Linked DNA regions of Homo sapiens: region 2 is linked to region 1. A link is a loop called in an ENCODE intact Hi-C map of the cell type or tissue named here. Cell type or tissue: dorsolateral prefrontal cortex. All regions are shown on one strand. Each heading gives the region's core, and the rest is flanking DNA. Links, peaks and the distances in the headings are about the cores only. Region 1 overlaps CTNND2 (catenin delta 2). Region 2 overlaps CTNND2 (catenin delta 2).

Evidence for each region. A loop is a pair of places that touch in the nucleus more often than their neighbours do. Peaks named below come from ENCODE experiments on the same cell type or tissue, not always from the same donor. Only the 100,000 strongest peaks of a DNase experiment are listed, where the experiment ranks them.
Region 2: it touches region 1 in a loop (2.1-fold over the local background); 1 of 110 quality-filtered maps calls a loop at or near these places.

Annotation. Positions count from the first base shown.
Region 1 is chr5:11,388,844-11,391,767 of GRCh38, reverse strand. All of the region lies in intron 6 of CTNND2 (catenin delta 2), which reads left to right. Among named protein-coding and RNA genes, the nearest start is that of CTNND2, 510 kb to the left of the region's middle. In dorsolateral prefrontal cortex, for the core only: no CTCF peak of the experiment used is centred there; a DNase peak (open chromatin) is centred at 1,075; H3K27ac peaks cover 2,500 bases.
Region 2 is chr5:11,463,939-11,466,862 of GRCh38, reverse strand. All of the region lies in intron 3 of CTNND2 (catenin delta 2), which reads left to right. Among named protein-coding and RNA genes, the nearest start is that of CTNND2, 440 kb to the left of the region's middle. RefSeq lists a silencer at 244-420. In dorsolateral prefrontal cortex, for the core only: no CTCF peak of the experiment used is centred there; no DNase peak of the experiment used is centred there.

The sequences.
Region 1 (2,924 bases), core at 120-2,619:
GTGCATAGAAGCTATCTCTTCTTTTATGTTACATATTAGCTTTTACCAAAACCAGCACCCCTCAAGAGAATCATCAAACAAGGCCCTGGATGATTTTATTTAGTTATTGACAAAATCAAACTTTTCTCGCAGTACCAGAGTTTTCTTCCTTTGGAATTAAAGAATGGCATTCCTTTGGAAGACGATTTGAAAAGAAAACTTTCCAAATTTTTTGAGCAATGGTGTGCATGCTCAAGCAAATTCATTACATCCCAGGGAGTAAGTTCAAGGCACACAACTTATTTGGGGATGTAGATTTGTTTTACTTGCACTATATTATAGGAACATTTCATATAGTACTAAATATGACTGTAAGCATTTTGGAGTTGGTGATTTCTTCATGTTTCAAAATTGTGAGATCAAATCGCCTTGTCTGTCTTTGTGTGCAAGCCCAAAGCTCTAGACAAACTTAAACTAGGAAAGTGCAACAATTTCTTAAAACTGTTAATCAGCAGCACAGAGCTGATATAACTCAGTTACCTTACCAGAGTGCTCTCAGTAGAAACAGACTTCTTTGAATATGTCATCTTTAAGCCATGCCCTGTTTTTTATTATGCAGGATTGATCCTGCCTTTCTTAACTCACTGAAGGAGTACATTTTGTCATTGCTTTTACTTTCTCATGTCCTTGTCACAACTTAAACCACTCTGCATTGAGACATCTTCCTCACACATGAGCTCCAATGTCTTCCTCCCCCAGTCCGTGGCCACATTCACATTTTGACTCCTCTGTGGCCCTGGCCCTGTGGCCTGTGCCTTCCTTTGAATGTGCTCCCCAGCTGCACCTGTCATAACCCTGTGCTTGCATGGGTACACTGCTCCCTGTGGTGACCTTAGGTGCCACCAGCCAATATTATCTGGAAAAGGAAGACATCATTAGTAACTAGGTTTGCCAGTCTGATTGTAATCCCAGGAAAACAGAAAGGGATGAATACAGTGAATGGGGGAGCAGACTGCTGATCCCGTTAAGCTGGACTCAGGGAAGCCACAAAACGGGGCTCCAGTTCTCCATTCCTGACACTGTTGGCCCGGCTGCCCAGCATCCTGGGCAAATAGGCCTCCTGTCCCAGAACTGGGGGACTTGCTGGCAATTTAAGAAAACTTGGCAGGTCTAAATGCATCTTCACAGGACCGCTCATAAATCATGAGCCTGCTTTATAAAATGTGCTTTTGCTTAGTGACAGGGCTTACTCATGATGAGAAGTCAAGATTCCTTAGAGATTACAGGCTGTCAGGTCTCTTGTTAACTGGATATAAGCATTGGGGGGATTTGTTTTGTTTTGTTTGCACTGCCAGATCCCCAAAGAATGAGGATTGAATAAATTTTCAAGTTCTGAGAATTGTCCCCTTATGACTCCTCTGCCATTCCTACTCCCTCCATAGAAGATTCAGCGTGAAAGAATCTGGAAGCAAATGTGCTTGGCACTAAAACGAGTGCCACTTTCTGGTTTAAGAGTGCCATATTCTTAGGGGCTCCTACTCCCCCAAAGAACAGTGTCTTAATTGTGGCCAGATAGTATTCTGTACAAACAAAAATACTCCATCGATAGATCTCCAAAATAACATCAAAGTAAAATACTCCATATAAGGGAATTGTTGAGAGCTCTTCAAAAACAAACTCCTCATTTGTACATGGTGTAGACAGGTCAAGCATCCCTTGTTTGAAATGCAGGGGATCAGAAGTGTTTTGGATTTCAGATTTTGGCGGGGGGCGATTTTAGAATACTTGCGTATCCATAATGAGATTTCTTGGGATGGGACTCCCCCCCAGTCTAAAGACAAAATTCATTTGTATTTCATACATAACTCATAGCCTGAAGGTAAGTTTATATGACATTTTAAATAATGTTGTACATGAAACAAAGTTTATGTACATTATACCATCAGAAAGCAAAGGTGTCAGGTGTAGAATTTTCTACTGTGACATTCATGTCAGTGCTCAAAATGTTTGGGATTTTTGGATTTCAGATTTTGGATTTTCAGAGTAGGGATTCCCAGACTGTAGTAGGCTCTTCTTAATGGTTTATTGAGTCAGTGAGTAAATTAATGCATCAAACTTGAGTACTGTTCATTAATGGCTGTTGGAATAATGTACATATTCCCTAACTTCCCATTTCAATATTTTTTCTACTATACTTTGTAAATACATCCTCCCCTTAAACAGTTCTATAAAATAGATATCAATGCATCTACAATTACACAAGAGGCCTCAATATACCACTAAGTACACACACACACACCATGTAATGTAAAAATTGTGACACTGAATATATCCTAAATCTGACCCATCTGAAACATATGTATACAGATAAAATAATTTGTAATAGCTTTGATGAGTTAATGTTCCATATTTTTCTTGAAAAATTTCCCATAAGGGAAACAAGAACTGAACTACACTTAATGTGCACCATACTCTACCTATCAGAAACTGTTGAATCAGAACATCTCCTTGATGGGGTTGTTTATCTGTGAACATTCTGCTTCCTTGTCCATTTCTCGTAAATGGGTTCCTCATTTTGAAGGAGTGGGAAAGACAAATAAAGTTGCCCTCGAGGCTGAGACTGATCCAAAGAGCTGAGAATGAAGACAGAGTCAAGAATTGTCTCTGCCAACAGCCTAGATGGTGTGACCAAGGATGGGGCCCAATCTATTCCAAGTATATCTAAATTTGTTATATCATTATTTTTATTTTCAGAGTCACACATCAATAAAAAATTATTTCAACTGTCTTTGCATGTACACACACATTTCCAAATATCTGCAGGGAAGCAGTATGTAGTAATCTTTAGTTTAAAAAAGGAAAATGAAACTTTACTTGAATTCTAACTTTAAAATCAGATTTGCAGCTTTATAGTGCTAACATACTTTTAAGGTAGAATTGAACTC
Region 2 (2,924 bases), core at 326-2,825, 75 kb before region 1:
ATCACATAGAACATCGTTTTCCCAGAAAATGAGTTTGTCAAAAGGAACTGATTTGGTGGGGGAGGGGAAGATAAAAGGCAGGAGATGGCGTCAGTGACTTTCCCACTGATGGTCCTACAGAACCCCCACTAATGTGGGCCTTGGAAATGTCATCTTGTCAATATCTCATGAGGTATGCCCTCCTGTTGATAATTTTTTAATTGTCATTTTTAGAGACATGATTTCTTAAAGTACTTTAAATAGAATGGAAGAGGATTCCTGACAATATTTAACTTTTTAAAAAAGGAAGAGAGAAGAGATTACATTTTCTTGTTACTAGTTTTTCATTAACAATTCAGTTTTTAGATGTTCTTCTGTTATATATCATAGTCTAGTGTGGATTTGATTATAGAATTTGGAGGACACTAGTATATTTTTCATTTTTTTCAAAGAAAATGGATCAGAAGGAACTTAGTAGTAAATTGACAGATAAGTCCTGGGATACTGAAAAAAGGCTTAGAACTCAGCGGAGATTAGTAGTTGTTCCAAATGAGCTACCTTTTAGGTGAATGACTGTACAATGGAACAGTCTTTTGTATTTAAAAATGGTTTTATGTCCTTTGGGAGGCCAAGGCAGGAGGATCACTTGAGGCTAGGAGTTCAGGACTAGCTTGGGCAACATAGCAAGCCCCCGTCTCTACAAAGAATTTAAAAATTAGCCAGGCATGGTGGTATGTGCCTGTAGTCCCAGCTACTTAGGAGGCTGAGGTGGGAGGATTGCTTGAGTCCAAGGTTGCAGTGAGCTATGATCATACTACTGTACTCCAGTCTGGGTGACAGAGTGAAAACCCCACCTCTTCAATAAGTAGTTTTGTTTTTTTAAGTTAGAAAATAAAAATTTCATGAAGTTCGTTTTTAGTTGTACCACTGGTCTGTTTCCATAAAGTCTGCCATTAGGAAAGGTTATCCAGAACTGGCCATCTGCACCTTGGAGATGGAAGTTGACTGTTGTCTTCAACTGCATTCTGCCATGAGGAAGCCAAGTAAATTACTGCAACACCCTCAATCTTACAAGGAAATTCCTAGAAATAATAGCAAACTCCAGATGGAGTTGGTCATCTTTCTGCCAGTATATTTGGAGAGTCTAAACTGGACCAACTTGCTAAGATTATTTAGTCACCATGATGGTTTTAATATTTTCAGGGTCTGTGCCCTTTTGGAAGGGGAAACAGATGTTGAATTATAGCTATGAGTTTTTCAGTAGCTGGTGCTGAAATAATTACCCATCAGGAACACCACAGTCAATAGTGATCTTCATTCGAGTCAGTCTGGCAAAAATAAAGGTGACAGGAAAGCTGTGTCACTTTTGTTTGTCTGCCTAATTCTAGCATTTCAAAATTGGGACATCGATCATGTGAGAATGCCTAGGTGTACAGTTGCTGCATTTATTATGTTTCAAATTTTTACCAGTTGCACAAACATTGCATCTCTATCCACAATAATTCTGAGCAACCCATTAACTGTGCTCAACTTCTGAAAATAACAATAGGGACAGGAAGAGAATGCAAAAAAAAAAAAAAAGTTCAGTTTTGGATATTCTGTGCTATTTCAAGGAAAACTCTGGATAGGTATGCATAGTAAAAGACTGGGGCTTTTTGGAAAATATTTTAATACTGCATAATAGGAAAAGTTATGCAGATTATTAACAATGTGAACAATTACTGCAAAAATGTAAAATATCTTAGTTATTCTTAACATGACTGTTTAAGGAAAATGTGCCTTCCAAAAGACAAAAATCAGTTATGAAGATTAGGAAGTCTAAAGAGAAAATCTTGGGCTAGGGGGAGGGGAAGAAGAGAGAAATATCCTTTAAGCTAGAAGAAACAAAGCCTGCAAGGAGAGATCATTTTGGGATCTCAGCCCATACTCACAATAACTGAGGAAGGCATTTCCTCTTCCATGTTGTTATGAATTTAAAATAAATATGATCACAATGATTGAACAACCCACATCAAATCCATCATGGTATATTCCTAGAATTTTAGTTAATAAAATACAGGAGCCAAGCTTAACTCCTTTTATCTCTTAAACCCCATATTCTACCCAATAGCCAATCTTGTCACCCACATTTTCATAATCTAGCCAGGATCAACCACTTCTCACCACCTTCTCTCCTCCCTGGTCCACCATGCTCTCACCTGTATATCTCTGCCCCATGGCTAGCCTGCTGGCTTCAGTTCTCCAGCAGAGTGTTCTCAGCATAAGTATCAGCATAATAATTAAAAACACAAGTCTGATCACTTCACTCCCTACTTCCCAAGGCCTCTGAGGATACTCAGAGTAAATATGGAAGCTCTAACAATGACTGTGCCCTAGTTGTCTGGAGCCCTGTTGCCCCCACTAAGTCTAAGTCCTGCTGCCTGGCACCCCAGGGCTGCAGGTGCTCTAACCTTGGGCACTTTCTCCCTGGAGAACATTGCAGGCTCCCTTTCTTCTGCCCAGGACTCTCTCCTCCCAGTGATCACCATGCCTTAGTACCTCTCAGTGAAACCCCTCACAGTACTTTATGCAGAGCTGAACCCTTGACACTTTCTGTCCCTATTTTATTTTTCATCACCTTCTAACATGCTACAGAATTATGTACTTATTTATTTTGTTTATCTGTCTCACCCAACTACAAATGGAAGAATTTTTGTCTGTTTGGCTCACTGCTGAATTCCTCAATGCCTAAAGAGGACTAGGCACTTGTAGGAACTCAATAAATATCAGATGAATGAATGAACAAAATCTACTACCTACTTAGAATTTAATTTTTATTCATATCACTTAGATGAACTCTTGGAAGTAAATTTTGGTTCTAGTTCATCATCAATTAACAGGAGTTAACACAAAATAATCAATTAAAATTGCTTTGAAACTAACACTTATTTTGGCTATCTCTATAC